Linked DNA regions of Mus musculus: region 2 is linked to region 1. Evidence: chromatin loops called from intact Hi-C (ENCODE). Cell type or tissue: left cerebral cortex. All regions are shown on one strand.

Region 1 (8,000 bases):
ATCCCTCCCAGCGAACTGAGGAGCTGAACCATCAGTTACGTTCGTTCACAGTTAATCTTTCCAAGGAAAACATAGCCAGTCATCTTTTTGCTCTAGGAAAAACAAAACAAGACAAAATGGGGGTGGGGGGTGCCAAGAGTTTGCCTAACATGTTAGATCTCACTTCCTTCCCTTTGGCAGGAAAGACAATATTAGGAAAGATCTTCTGTGTTCCGGGTGTGTTTGTGCTAATTTGGGGGTGGAGTGTATTCTACTGTCTTCAGCATCTGGCAAAGCTTTCAGTTATGTGGATAACAAATACTGCCATGTTACTGCCTCTCATAATACTCATTGTGTACTCCTCCAGGTAAAGCAAGCTATTTGTTTGTGGTTCCAAACTCCAATACAAAGAGTCACTCAGGAACTGAGATGGCGGGAGCTGATAATGCCTACCCAACTGGAGGCTGACTGGCTCCGCTGCCTCATTCTTGTCCCATCCACTCCTCCGCTGTTCTCTCCTAAGAGCAGCCTCCCTGGCTCAGGAGGAATTGCATTCAGCTCACACTCCTCCTGATAACACAGCTGCTCCCTTTCCTTACATTAATAGAGGAAAAAGCCCACACCCAGCATCTTCCATTACCTGTAACGATTTCCCTCTAGCTTAAATGAGGGTATGTGGAGACAGCCATTGCCCATCCCTTCGCCCTCCTACCTCCCACCAGGCTTGTTAGAAAAGCCCAGCTCTGTTTTATTTCCATCACAACTAGCCACCTGTTCAGCAGCTCCAGTACTATGAGTGACTCAAGCCAGGGCTGCCTCCGTGCCTCTGAGCAGGATCAGAGCAGCCTCACCAGTGCTCCAGCGTGCTGCCCAAGGACACCTAGGGTGGGACATTGGCAGAGAGCTAAGTGGGGCCTGTGCTACTTGGCTGAACTCTGTGAACTACATGCAAGCCTGAGTTGACCCGTTTTCTTAATGAGACAAAGCTTCAGTCACTTTCATAAGAAAAAGACCCAAACTCGACGCTGGAGAAAGTGATGTCTGCATTAAACTCTCTGTAGCCCTCTTTCTCTGGTTGTGTTTCCTTTAATGTTATTAATTTTTATTAAGGTTGTTTTATTATTGATGACCATTATTATGTTTTTCTACAAACATAATAGAACTCTGTTCTACTATTCATACGCTTTGGGGGACAGGACTTGACACAGTTTAAAAATAATTTTTCCATTATAATGTGATATTACCACATCAGAGCAAATTTGGAAACCAGAGAAAAGAAAAGAGAATCCACCCAGTCTCACCAGTCTAACACAAACACTGTTAGCATTTGGAGGAATCTCCTATGAGTCTTTATCTTATGCATATTTTAACAGGGTAGTAATTATCTCTACTTACATTTTTATCTTTTTTTTCACATAGTATAGTTATCATATGCAATTTCCATATTACATAATTCTCCTAAATGATCATTTTAATGATTCTATAATATTCTATCAAGCCTCTGAACCATAATTTATCTAAGCATTTCTCAACTGTTGAGTATTTTGGCTGTTCCTGTAGTTATGCTTATACGATGCTTTTGTGTGTACGTTTGTTTTACAGCTAGAAATATCTTTTTAGAGCAGACCAACAAAGGCAGAAGTATTGAGTTCAATGGGTGCATGTTTTGGGGCTATTGATATGTCCTAACAGTAGCTTTTCTATGCACAGTCTAGCCTATCATAAGGAACATGAACACTTGATTGACAAGTCAGGGACAAATGAAATTTCTTCTATGCTACCCATGTCGGAAGCCTCAGAAAAATACACACAGTATAGCATTACTTTGTTAGAGTGAAAAAAGAAATGTTAATCCCATACATAACTCAAAGTGTGTATTCTGCTGTGTGGAGAGGTTGTCAAACAGAGAGGAATCTGGCTCACTGTCACCATAAACAATAGTGAAAAGCTGATTTCTGATCGAAAGGTTTTGGAGAAACAACCTCCCTTTGGCCATCATAATCCCCAACCCCTGTGCCCACTATCCTTCTGTCCCCATGAGAATTCAGAAGACTATGCTACAAGCACTCCCCCTGCTTTATACTTGAAGAACAATGTGTCTTGAAGACCTTTCTCCTCTAAGAACTGCTTTCCCTTAGGATGCTTGCCTTTCCTACAAACTGCTAGGAAACACAGAGCTCCCCTCTCCAGGTTCTGAAAGCCCTGCTCCTGAAGATGACGCCCATGACCAAAGATGAGCTTTCTCCTGACACGGGCATTCTCTTGGTAACCTACCATTCATAAGGCAACTGTTTGTGCTTCTATTTCCAGAAGAAATTTATTTGGATGCAGAAAAGGCTCTCAGTCAAATGGTTTGACTGCCACACTGACCTGTGCAAGTGGTTGACACTAGGAGACACAGGGGGACAGATACCCTGTCTAGAAGGTATCCAATTGAGGCATTGTAGTTTGAGGCTATGTCCACCACCACCACCACCCCCCAATCAGCTCTCCCCCTCCTCCCCTTCTCCTCCCCTTCGCCTCTTCCTCCCACTCCTCCTCCTTTACCTCTTCTCCTTCCTCCCCCTTCTCCTCTCCCTCCTCCACTTCTTCCTTTTCCTGCTCCTCATCTTCCTCTTCTTAGAGTATCATTTTTAAAATATTTTAGTCTTTGACAATAGCTTCAGATTTGCTAATAGTAGAAAGTTTCCATATACCCTATGGGGGTTTCCCTTATTGTTAACATCCTTCCTGGATACAGTGCATTTGACACCATTAAAGAACCAATATCGGTGCATCATTATTAACATAACAACACCATACCATATTGCGATTCACCACTTTTTACATAAAGTCTTTGTAGTGCCTCAAGCATGTGCTGCCCAGATGCCTAACTGTTGATGGTAACCTTCAGCTCAAAGCCAAGGTGGTGCTCATCAGATTTCTCCCCACTGTGCAATTGTCTGTTCTCCCCACTTTTCACACTTCATCTTTTTAGAACGCCATCACTATGTGACTGTGGTCAGACTAGGAACTCATGTTCTGCTCCTGTAAGGGAAGAGCAATTACACGAATCATTTGGAATTTGTACACTGGTAGTTTGTATTTTCCATTTTTTTTAAAGTTCTTTTTTATGTGTGTATATTGGGGGGAGGAGGGTAAGTAAGTGCCAGAAGAGGATTTCAGATTCCCTGAAACTATAGTTATAGACTGTCATTAGCAGCCTGATGTGGGTGATGAAAACCTAATTTGGAGTCTTCTGTAAGAGCAACAAGTTCTCTTCCCCACAGAGCCATCTCTCTGGCCCAGTCCTTTCATTAAAAAAAATATATATATTTATCCATTCATTTATTTAGCTCAAGGAAATAACTCTATGTTCTGGGTGCATGTCATTTTGGAGGAGGGAGATTATCAATCAGTACTACTGTATTTTAGGGTTAACCACCCCATGTTTAGCCATTGAGAGCTCTTCCCATGACTTCTGTGTCCGTTTGCAACACACATCATAAGTCTTTATGTGGTTTTTATGGGGCATCGTATGGGTTAAATTGTATTCTCCAGACCCAGTGTGTTGAAATTTGAAACTTCGATGCCTCAAAATGTGAATTTATAGGGAAAAGGTCTACTACAGATATAACTCATTTAGAGTATGTCATAGTGGAGTAAGGTAGGAAGTTCAAACGAAGCCCTTATAGCAGAGGGACCTACATAGGGAGAAGAGCACAATGATGACAGAGGTAGAGATCATGCTGATTCATTCCACAAGGATGCTCCACAGAGCGCTAAACATTGCTGGAAAAGCACCCAACGGTAGGATGAGCCAGGGTAGGATCACCCCACGCACCCCACAGGTCTCAGGGGAAGCATGGTGCGGCAGACACCTTAATTTTATTCTTCTGTTTTATTGAGAACTGTGAGAAGATAAACCGTTGTTGTTTCAAGCTTCCTAGTTTGTTGTAATTCACTTTGTGAAACCTCAGAAACAGACCAGGGCACTTCACTTTAGGCATGTGCCTTGTGTTTCTGACATTGTAAGAGGCCCCACGATCTCCTTGCGCATGCATGTCCTGCCACAGTCACAGAATGAAGTCTTTTCTCAAGGAGCCCTAGTTCTTTTTTTTTTTTTTTTTTTTTTTTAATCTGAGGTCTGGGAGTGCTTGTTTCTGTAAGAGTTCTGTTGCTTCCAGGCTTTGTCAGGAGACAGAGCAAGGAATTACATATATTCATACTGGCCCTCACACGCCTGCCTCTAAATAGGCCCATCTATATTCAGCTAAACATAAGTTCATCCTGATGCCTCCTTCTCCCATCCATTAGCACACAGATCCTTCCAGCATCCTCGTTTTGCTTCTTTGAAACTTCCCACTCACTCAGACCATCTGCCACGCATCCACTCAGTTGGGCAGTTCTCCTGCACCTGCACGGCAGACACTATTCCTTTCTAATTCATACAAGTGTTCTACGGTGGCCGAGCAGCACCCTGATGTCCACCCACACACTGAAGCTCCAAGACCTGCACTTCTTTCCCCCTTCTCTAGAACCTAACCGTAATCTCAGGAAAGAACGTTCTCAGGTATCAGCAACTTTCTATCCACAGGAGTAAGCTAGGCGAAGGCTCAGAACGATGAGACACCAAAGCATGTCCGCACAGCACTCACCTTCACGGTCAAGGAGGTGTGGGCAAGCTTCCCCCCACTTTCAGCTTTCTCCTTTTAAATCTGTAGCCTCCAGACTGGGAGCAAAAGGGAGAGAGGGCCAAAGGAAGGTGCAGGGCTGCCTTTTAAAGCCAGGCTTGGGAATCATTTATACTCCTTTAACAGGCATGTAGCTGTCAGAACACTGTTATAGCTTGATCCCAACTTCTGGGCAGATCGAGCATCAGTCCTCTCCCTTGGAGCTCAGAGAGGGCAACCTTATGCCATGAACATATCCCTGTCTCCAAGTGAGCCTTCGTGTGAACTGTAATCAGTGCGTTAATTTCCCCAAAATTATTTTTTTTTAAATCTTAACTTTGTAACAAAATGTCTTGTTTTATTATTATTTTTAAATCTTGAATATCTATAGAGGGAGCGGGAAGAAACATTCAATGAAAGTTTTAGTCATCTACTCTTGAAAACCTATGTCTAGTTAGCACCTCGTCTTCCCATGTCAGGTTGTTCCTAATATTCAGATTTTTTTAAAACATGCCCATTTGCTTGTGAACATGTCCACATGTCACCCATTACTCGCCCCCCCCCCAGGGACTAAATCCAGGTAGGTGAGTTTGGTGATCGAAGGAACTCTCTAATGCCCTTGAATGACACACTAGACAAAGGGACTCAAGAGCCACTGATGGAGGGCACTTCACAAAGTGCCTGAAGCTATTGGGACAGTTAATGCTTTGAATAGCAAAGAAAGATACCCCATTCTTCTGAAAAGTTAATGTCAAAAGGAACCTTACAAATGAGGCCCAAATAATGTTTTAATGACATAGCAGCAATGCTTATGGTAATTTAACATTGGCAAGGAAAAGCATGACACAAAATTGAATGCACAATCTGAATTCACTCTCTAATATGCTATGCACCAAGAAAGCAGAATCTAGGAAAATATTAACAGTGTTTTCTCTAGGTGGTGGGATAATGGGTGTTTTGAATTATCTTGTTTAGACTTGTGGTGTGTGTGTGTGTTTCCAAGCTTTCTATAATGAGTATACATGACTTCTGTGATCAGAAAAGGAGAGCTAAGAGAAAGAGTGTTTAAAGTATCCAATCCAGTTCACTCCCCATTGTAGGGACGAGAAATCTGATGCTCAGAGATCCGTTGACCAGTTCAACATCTTGTATTATTAACTTGAAAGGTCAGGAGGCAAGGCACTCCCATAGAGTTGCTTCATCCCCACAGCTCCCCTTAGAGTCTGGCAGCTAGACATAGCTAAGCCTCCATCTTACCGGTAGGAAATGTCACCCAACTCTCCAACTTACACCACCCACTTATCCTGACCACATGCTCCCTAAGTTTAAAGTGCTTCCCAGTACTTCCTTCAGTGTCTGCCCGGAGGTCCAGGAACTCATAAAAGCCAGCACTAGCTAACCAGGAAGGAAAAACAGGCTCTTCTCTAGCACCTGCCGTCAGCCACACATTATGTTGGAATTCAGAAGTAAGGCAGCAACAGTGGACAGAGTTAGCAGATGTTTCAACTCACGGCAAACTGAAGCATGGGGCTGTTTCATCCCATTTGGTGGATGAAGAGACTCATGCATGCTCAGACTGCCGATGCAGAGCTGAGGGAAACTTAATCTCATGCTTTCTGATCTGAGCCGCCTTCCTCATCATCACTAAGCTACCACATATCTGGCACCAATTAAAAGTCCATGGTGTCTTAGTTGTATTCCCGGAAGGACCACAACTGCATCCTAATCTTGAGATTGCAGCTGGCTCTACACCTCAGCCTTAGCCCCAGGTTTTCCACTCAGCCTCACCCAGGTGGCTTGCCCAGTGCTCCGAGGTGATGGATCTGTTGCCAGCTGTAGGCATCTGGGCTCTTCGGAGTCCCTGCCTACCTTTACACAGGACATTCCCTAAGCCTGCTGGCCTGTCAGGAAGCAGCTCTGAGAAGATGTATACTGATGAGGACTCTCAGCCCCCAAATTCATTTTTCAAAGAAGCCAAGCAAAGCTGGTGATTTATCCTCTGTCACTCTGATTCCAGCATATGTTCCACATCAGGTAAGTGAGATAGAAGGGATGGTTCAGCAAACATTAAGTTAAAAAGAAACCCTGTCAGGCTTTCCCTCCAAGAGCTGGTTTTTATTTAAAGCCACAAAGTAATTAATTACGTTGAGTAATTCCTCTACCGCCCTTCTCCCTATTCAGCAGAAGATGCTCTCCTGACACAGTCACTGTGCACACACCCACACTCGAGCTTGGTTGGTGTGACTCCCACATTTTCTTACATCTTCCCAGCAAGCAGGCTCCCCTGTTGGCTTTCAGGTGAATTTGCTCCTTTGCTTCCTGGCTCTCCCTGGGCTTCTGCTTTGGTCCCCTCTCCTGTCACCTACATACACACTCCTTTTCTGGTTCCATAAGTACAGATCTTTATTCTACACAGAGCAGGGGTTTCTTCTCTGTGCACTGCCTTGTTCTCCCAATCTCTTGTAGAATTGGTGGCAGAGGACTTGGTTCAGTCAGTTTGTTTGATCCTAAGAAAAGAATATAATGGTGTGTCACTAGTTCATGAAGTTTGGAAAAATCATTTGAATATGAGAGATCATGAAGACTCTAGTGCCTTTGTTACCCACAGTAACACTTCGGGCAAAACCCTACAGATGGAAGGAAAGAAGACTAGAAGGGAGGAAGTGCAAACATTGTCATTTCATTCAGACCTACTATGTGCAAAGCTTGGTGTCATATAGTAGAAAGATGAAGAGGAGTAAGACAAAGTTCTGTTTCTAAACAGTCTGGTTGGGAAGACTCCCATACAAACAATAACCACAATGCAGTGGGAGATGTCCTCTAAATAGCCACTAAGATTTTCAGGGTTATTCAAGGACAGAATTGCATTGTTTGGGTTAGATAGGTTAAAAAAAAAAAAGGCTGTCCACATAGATTTTCCAAGAGACAGTTTTTATAAATATACATGGCAAGAAAGGAAGTAGAGGCACCTCAAGGATGAAGAGTAGCCTTGTGCGAGAGGACAGAGGAATAAAGGGACAGATCTTGCTGAGTCATTCATTAGAACTGCATGACTGGACCACGAGTGAGCATGGAAGACTTGAGATCTACAGGAGATGGAACTGGCCTCTGTACAGCTTTACCTCGAAGTCCAGTTCTTAATATGCCCATGGCTGAGAGCAACTGAAGAAGTGACATGCTCCATCTTGAATTTTCAGTTAATCATGTTCCGTCAATCACTCTGGTACTTGTATAAATTTGTGTATTGGTCCTCAAGGCAGCAAGCTGGAGACAGCTACCAAAATAAGGCAAAAAGGGCTACCACCACAGCAGCAACCACGAGTGTGGATGGTAGAGGCATTTCTCCAGTTTCTGCCACATTCCAGGCAC
Region 2 (8,000 bases), 150 kb before region 1:
GAGAGCAAAGCATCCTGGGAGTACATATCACCTTTGTCTTTACCCCTTGTTAAAGTACCTAACTCAGGGTTATAGGTTAAATCAAGTTCCTTACTTTAGTCACTGGGCAGAACAGTCACTCAATACACTCAGCCCTCCTTATCTTTGTGTTCTACGTCCAGCCATGGCTCTAATCATCCAATCATGACCAGAAAATGTTTCCAAGGAAACAATTCTATCTGTCATGGATATGTATGGATGTTTTCCTCTTGGTCATTATCCTATAAACAGTATAATGTAGTGATTTCACTAGGATTTAGATTGTCTTAGGTATTATCAGTAACCTTAATCATGATTCTAAGTGTGCATGAGCGTGTTTGTAAGCTCTAAATGAACACTCACATGTCATATGAGATGTAAGCATTGTGGGAGTCCTAGAGCCAATCTGCTGTAGGTTCCTAAGAGCTGCTGATGTACAGACTAGGGAATGAATGGTGTAAAGAAGAAATGATTGAAAGTGAGGTGAACTTAAATGTGTCAGAAATGCTATTGTGCCCCGATATTATCCTACCCAAACTATGGGGTGACTTGCCTTCTCGCTAAGGACCAGATGAGTCTCTCTGAGGACTTCCCTGTACTGAAGAGGGAGGTCCAGTGTAGACACTGATTCTGTAGGCATCCAGGGCACTTCCTCCATAGCGTTCTCTGATTCTGCAAAGTCAATCTGTTAATGCTCTCCAGCCTCCTTCTCTTTGTTCGGGAGCCCAGTGTATTAATTAAAAACTGCAGGCAGCTGTAAGTATCTCCAGAACAAGGATTAAGCCAGCTTTCTGTCAATTGCTTTCAAAGCCATTGCTATTTGCTAGAGCAATGCTTTCTTTAGGGGTTAAAGCAACTTGCTTTTCACTCTTCTATCTCCTCCATTACCACATCGCCCTGCTGGCCCCTTCCCCTGATTTGTGCCTTAAGTCAACTGCAAAAGGAAGATCCTGTGCCAAAGCCATAGAAGTCCCCTTCAGATACGTGTCCCCTTCAGTCATACATGTCCTCAAGCAGAGCCAATACAGGAGAGGCCCAGACCCCAGTAATTTCGCCAAGCTCTCAGCCTCAGCTGTGTTAAACTATCAGTCAGTACTTAGGTGTACCAGTGGCACAAGGAAGAAGGAGGCAGAGTTTTACTCTACAGAAACCATTTTTGTTAGTTCTTGGTTTCGCTTTGGTGGCCTAAGAGCTGCTCCCTCTGTTATAGTAAGTGAGCACTCTGGGAGAGGAAGGTATGCCTTTGATGACAACAGTGGACAGAACATAGGTAGTCCTGCAGATGCCAGAACATCTACAGCAGTGAAGCGTGCCGTGGTCGACCCTCAATATATGATGAATGTTAAGGCAAACTACCTGCCAGGTTCTACTAGAGGACCTTTAAGGCTCTGCCTGGGCTGGAAGACAACACTGTCAATCAAGCCATGCTGTGTTTAAGGCTCGCAAACTGGATCGTGGACAAGCAGGGCTGTCCACCCTATGTCATTCCCAGCCCATATATAAGCTGGAGGAGGACATGGGGTGGGAGGCAGCCATCTACAAAGGCAGAGCGTAATTAAACATCTCAGAGCCCCCAGACAATTTGTAATTTACAGATCTCTCATGTTATCAGCAATGAATATTAAGTAAATCAATAAATTCTCCACTGAAGTGATAAATAATCAACAATAATAGCACGAAATCAGTCTGAACTCAACTCTAATGTGACTATAAAATAAAAATGTCAACTCCAAACCAGGCTTTACTTATTTATTCATTTTTGAGGCCAAATGGGAACTGCATTGAATTTCTCTCCATTGGTGACCATGGGCCATTACTCACTCCATGGCCTTTCATGCTTACACTGATGTCCACGACACCCCACAGCACCCTCATTTGGAAGCCCATGGAACGAAATGGATATGAAATATCCATATCCGCAGCCCTGTGTGCACACTCATGCACACAATCCCTCAATGGGGTGGGCATGTGTCTTGTTGCTGTGCAGCTCAGCAGAATATGCAGTGAAAACAGCTCCAGCAAAGGAGAGGGAAGGGAAGAGATCTAAATCAGGATAGCATAAATAAGCCTGTGGCAGGCGGAGGAACCCAAACATCTAATAACACCAGGGGAAAGTCACTGCAGAATTTATATAAAAACAGTATATCAGAAAAGCCATTTGAGAGACCTTGAAGAGGCAGGACTATCACACACACACACACACACACACACACACACACTTGTTTACTACTCTGTGGTTTGAATGTGTAAGAATTGTTCTTTTGTGAAGAACTGGAGGTCAATTTGATTATTTGCTGGCACCAATCAGCCCCTTTTATCTCACCATTGTAGTTGTGCACTCTGTCCATTCTCTCTCTCTCTCTCTCTCTCTCTCTGTGTGTGTGTGTGTGTGTGTGTGTGTGTGAATTATATCTGACCTACGCTTGTAATTGTCCATTAATAGTTTCATTGTGACCAGTTTACACTTGCATCTTTCGTCTTCTTTCCTAGACTTTATTGCCATCATATTTCAGTCATAAACACAGGGTGGAGGAAACAACTCAGTCAGTAAAATGCTTTATGCTCCAGCCTGAGGGCTTAAGTTCGATTCTCAGCACTTACATTAAAGCTTGGGGTAATGGGGTGGCAGTGTATTTCTCTGGCCCCAGTTCTGGGGAGGCAGTAAAAGGGAGATCCCTGGCGCTCGATAGCCAGGGAGTCTAGCCGAAACAGTAAGCTCGAGGTCCAGTAAGAGTCTCTCTCAATATATAAGGTGGAAACTGACAGAGAAAGACAGCCAGTGTTAACCTTGGGTGTCCACAGCATGCAGAGTTGCACACACAGAAATATATGCACCCTTATAAACACAGAGAGGGGGAAATAAGTCATAAACAAACCCCTCAATTTATTTTAAATCCCTATATTTCTTTTACTCCCCCTGAGCCTCTGCCAGGATATATAAGATACGTAAGCATGGATTTGCTGTAGCTACTTTCTGTTCGTGGTTGGCCTAGTTTGAAGCATAATTTCTACCCTTTCTTCCCTTTCTTTGGTCAACAGCTTCTTTCTTCTGGGTAAGCTCATTCTTCAAGACTGCAGTAGCATGGTAAGAATTTCCAGGGAACTTCATCCAGTCCCCATGGCTCAGTGCAGGAGAGGCTGAACCAGAAGATGTATGACCAGGAAGTTTGCTTCTTCTACTGGTTGCACTGAGCAGGGTCCCATCTGCTGATGACTGGGCAGCTGTTTCAGACAGAATGCCTGACCCTAGAAGGCAGTTAGCCATTCTGTAAGGAGGGGGATACAAGCACAAGTTTCACACTGGGGCCTCACCCTAGTGTTCTCACCTGGCAACTCCTGTTCTACTACTGTCTTGTCTCATTCCTGAAGAGACCTACTTCCAACTTCCAGCAGCATCTGGCTCCACAGCTTCTGAGAGGCTCGTCAATCACACCACTCAGTAAGACATCGTGTTGTGGCTACTGTGTGTCCTTCAGTGAGCCAGATGCTACAGGCAATAAACTGGAAAATGTAAAGCATGCTTTCGGCCCCTCTGCAGCTTATGTTCTCATTAGAGGGAATTCAGAAATATGAAAATCCATGACTGAACACCCAGCACATCCCTCTATATGCCCATCTTTGTTTTCAGTATCCACTCTCTTTTGTTTTGACTGAAAGCAAAGGGTATGCATGATTCCTCTCCTCCATGATGATCCTTGCCATGGCGTTTCATATCTGTGGTAGGTAGTCAGCTAGCTGCTCCCAGAGAGATGCTAACATTTGGATCTTGAATGTCCCTCAAATAGCCACGTGTTAAAGGGTCAGTCTCCAAGGTAGTTCTATTGGCATGTGATAGAATCTTTGAACAGGAGGTCTTAGGAAAGGGTCATTGGAAGCAGACCTTTGACAGGGGTTATGTACCTCAGAGCTCCTTCCCCAGTCACTGTTTGTATTTCTGGAGGATGTGGTAGGCAGTTTTGCTCTGCCATTCGTCCCTGCTATACTACCCAGCACCCTCCTCAGAGGCTTAAAGGCAATGCATCCACCCAACCAGAGAATGGAACTTCTAAAGCATGAACCAATATAAACCTTTCCTCTTCATGAGTTGCTTATTATGGATATTTTGTTACAATGCTAGAAAACTGACTAATACAGGACTAAGAGAACTTTACCAATTTAATTTGATTCAAAATTTGTGAATATTTCTCAGTGTTACCAACACGAAGAAACTTTATTTCTGAACTAAGTATGCATCTTTGAATTTTCCTCTACTTGAGAAAAGTCTCCGGCCTCCTGGACCATGAATCTTTTCTCTAGCAGGTCTAATATTGGCAATTTTCCCTCCTTTGGACGGTGTATCTTTGTTCCTAGGGAGGCCTGACTTTCATTCTCTTTTGTCACCTTTTAGGTAAAGAAGTCTGAGTTTTGAATACAAATGAGATTTGATAGAACATACTAGCATGCTAGAATTTCTAAGATAAGAATGCAGACAAGACTCATGGTTTCCCATCCAATCTTCATTCTGTGAGTTGAGATGGGGAAGAGAGAGGGAGAGAAAGAGATGTAGTTCCCCAACCAACCAACCTTCTGTGAGGTAAGATGTTAAGGAAGAAGAAAAAGGGAGGGGGGAGGAAAGAATGGAGGGAATAAGAGAGAAGGGAGGGGAGGAGGGAGGGAAGAAAGGGAAGAAAGAGGGACTGAGGGGGGAAGACAGAGAGAGAGAGAGTGTGTGGCATAGTGGCACGGAGCAAGACTGGTTGGCCAAAGTGTCCCCAGCTGTGCCTCACAGAAGGCTGTATCTTCTATGTGTAGGAGGAACATGAAAATGTCTTAAAATATGCCAAGCGTGAGTGAGTAAGGGCCTGAAAGCAGAAACAAGAATGAGTGGTGAGAAGATCATAGTGGGGAAGCAAGGCTTGCCTGAGCTGGACCATTTATGAGTCATGAAATTGGGTGACTAAACTCAGATTCCAAAAGGCCTTGGCCACCAAACAATGTAAACAATGGAGATCAGAGCAGTGTGGTCCTTATGGACATCAGACACCCTTTGATGTTTTAAAGCTGAGACATAATTCAATGCTCAGGTTGAGAGTTGTGGCCAGATGCCTTACATTTCTCTTGGGCCCGTTGCCTGATCTATCTTGGACTCCAAACACACTGGCATGCAGATTTTCTTGGATTCTTTATTTTGCTTTGAATGTACACAGTGGAGAACTCGATGTGAGCTTGGCTGGTTGCTCTAAAGGAAAGGGCTGTGTTGTGTATGCATCTGTTGATGCAACTGGTACCCAGACCATCTGTGGGTGGTTCCTGCCATTCTTAGCAACCTTCCTCTCTTGGAGAATGAAGGGTGCTACGTTGAGTCACTTGGTGGCCACCGAATTTTATTTTTGGAATGTGTCCTAGATATAGCAGGCGTCCCACTCACCATGCAGAAGAAAATGCCCTTTGAGAAGAGGATCCCTATTTGCCTGACAACAGCACTCTGGTACAGCAATCTCTCTCTTTTGTCAGAGGTTGAATGGAGAGATGCTCAGCCTTTGATATCTGCTAGCTGGAGCCCAGGGAGAACCTAAGCACCATGGGGTGCTCCCAGCCTGACTTGCACTTATCTGTCACTCCATGAGAAGCACATCACCATTTCAGTGTTCCAGAAGAATCAGAATATCAACATTTAAGAGCTACAAGGAACATTATCCCCTTGACAGCAGTTCCAGTAAAGGGTCATTCTGCTGATTCTTTCTAGCTTCCTCTTCAGAAAACTCACCACCCCACAAAGAATTATAATTCATGGTGCCCAGATAACTCATCATGCTGGTGGAAACACTGAACTATGTATCTAGAGCTAACCAAAAATAACTATGGGGCCAACTGATCCATCTCTAGGAACTTGTTTAAAGGAATAAATGAATGAATGAGTATGGATGGATAAATTTAGGGTATTCATTTCTCTGTGTGTGCACTAGTAGAGGATCCTGTTTGGAAACCTGTTTGTGAATGCTAAATATCAATATAGAGAGCAAAGAATAGCTAACAATTTTAGCCCTTGCTGTGTGCCAGGCACATTCCTGAAAATCTTCCATGTATTATTTTCATTGATCCTTGACTCAGTCCTGGCTGCTTGGTGGAGCATGTACATGTGTGCTAGGTGCACTCAGGAGTGAGCACTTCGAGATTTTGATAAGCAGCTGGAGGTGCCTCCCTTCTGACACCTCTTCCAGGAAGGCTCCTGAATTCTTTTTTTCTTTTTTTCTCCCTCGGTGCTGTTAAACTAACATGTTGGCCCAGGCCAGTCACCTTTCAGAGCAGGTGGGAGTTTTGGGGACTTTGGGGAGAAGCACAAAGAAAGCCTGGAGGGAGGAAACTGAATCTCGCTGGTTTGTCATAAGTGTCTTTCTAGCAAATGCATTTTCCTGCGTAGTTGTTTCCCATGTCTTGGGAAACCTAAGTCCTTCAGAGCTATCTTCTTCTCTCAGTCCTAGAGTAGGGATAGCCCATTATTTAGAGTGCTGTATGGTGAGCCAGGATCGCTACAGCATTCTACTTTTTTTCTAACTTTCGGACTAGTGCTCAACTTTCCTGGACCCTCTCTGTGCCTGGGACAGGACTGAGAACTCTTCTCAGTTGCACTAATCTCCCTCCATAAAGGAGGATGGGTTCATACAGCAAGAGAGCTTTTACTTTGTTCTGATCTTGAAACTTGACCATTTTTTTTTACTATCAAGCCCAATTTCAATAATATAGAATTGGTTTCTTATTAAATCATAGGAAAAAGATATCAAGCGTGGTAGGTATTGTACTTTAAGTTGATTACAAAAAGCATTTATTGAGGTTTAACCACTAGGAAGTGGATAGAAAATCAATTACACGGTAGTTAAGCATCCAATAATATGTGTTTTAATGAACAATTCATACTTAACACCTCTTATGAAATAATGAGCTGTGTTGGAGTTTGGGGACAACCAAGCAACACTTGGGATATCTGGGCTGACTCTCAAGGGACCCTGGACCATGTTTGATCAAATAGCATCTCAGAGCTTTGGACCAATGATATATGAGGGCTGGTTCACTGTCTGTGCTAGCCTCACGCCTCAGCACTTACTACATAAATAGACATACAACTTCTTGGAGTTTCCCCATGGAGACTGAAAAAAAATGTGCAGAGGTCAGACTGGCCTGACGAGTGACCAGGGTAGGATTCCTAGGTTGAGTGGTACTGTGCTCTGAAACATCAGCATTCCAGGTTTCCTGGGTGCATAAAAACAGTGTAACTCTTCTCAGCCTGTAACAGCTGCTGAGACCCACCCTCCACTGATGGCCACAGTGTCTCCCACATGAAGTGTCAGAGTCAGATCCAGGACTCTCAGACTGGAAGCTGTGTGTGTGCCAGTTGTATGTACACATATAACTCAGCTCATTACAATCCAGGCTTCTCCTTTAAGACTACTCTGACAAAGCAGATGTGATTTTTAGATCAGAAGGAGCTGGAGAGTTTCAGAATTTGTCAAGACATTCACATTTCCAGCTATATTGAGAATTGGTCTGGAATTCTCTGACTCTACTTCCATTCCAGAGTCTATAGTAAGTGGTATTAGGCATAAAGGAGTCTGCTGGTTTTGTTGTCATTATTGTGTGTGTTTGAGGTACGTATGTATTCATGTAGGACATGTGTTTGTGTGTGCTCTTGTGCTTGTGAAAATCAGGTGTTCATTCAGTATCCTCCTCAAACATTCTCTATTTTATCTTTTGAGAAAGCTCTACTGATTGGCTAGACCTGCTGGCCAGAGATCTCTAGAGATCTGCTGTCTATCTCCAGCCCAGTCCCAGGACCAGCACTACAGATGTGTGCTGCCATGCCGGCCTTTTTACATGGGTGCTAGAGATCCATGTGCTTAAACTGCAAGCACTTTACTCCGTGAGCAATCTCCTAGCCCCTACTAGTTCACAGTTTGTTCCTCTCAAGAGTCCTTGAGTTTAACCAATTCACAGTTATTTGGCAGAGT

The links. Peaks named below come from ENCODE experiments on the same cell type or tissue, not always from the same donor. Only the 100,000 strongest peaks of a DNase experiment are listed, where the experiment ranks them.
Region 2: a loop joins it to region 1, with 11 times the contacts of the local background. A loop is called at or near these places in 2 of 42 quality-filtered maps.

Annotation. Positions count from the first base shown.
Region 1 is chr9:34,682,701-34,690,700 of GRCm38, forward strand. All of the region lies in intron 1 of Kirrel3 (kirre like nephrin family adhesion molecule 3), which reads left to right. Among named protein-coding and RNA genes, the nearest start is that of Gm33561, 170 kb to the right of the region's middle. In left cerebral cortex, a CTCF peak has its summit at 6,925; DNase peaks (open chromatin) are centred at 4,283 and 6,871.
Region 2 is chr9:34,533,859-34,541,858 of GRCm38, forward strand. All of the region lies in intron 1 of Kirrel3 (kirre like nephrin family adhesion molecule 3), which reads left to right. Among named protein-coding and RNA genes, the nearest start is that of Kirrel3, 49 kb to the left of the region's middle. In left cerebral cortex, no CTCF peak of the experiment used is centred here; DNase peaks (open chromatin) are centred at 4,926 and 5,298; H3K27ac peaks cover 1,682 bases.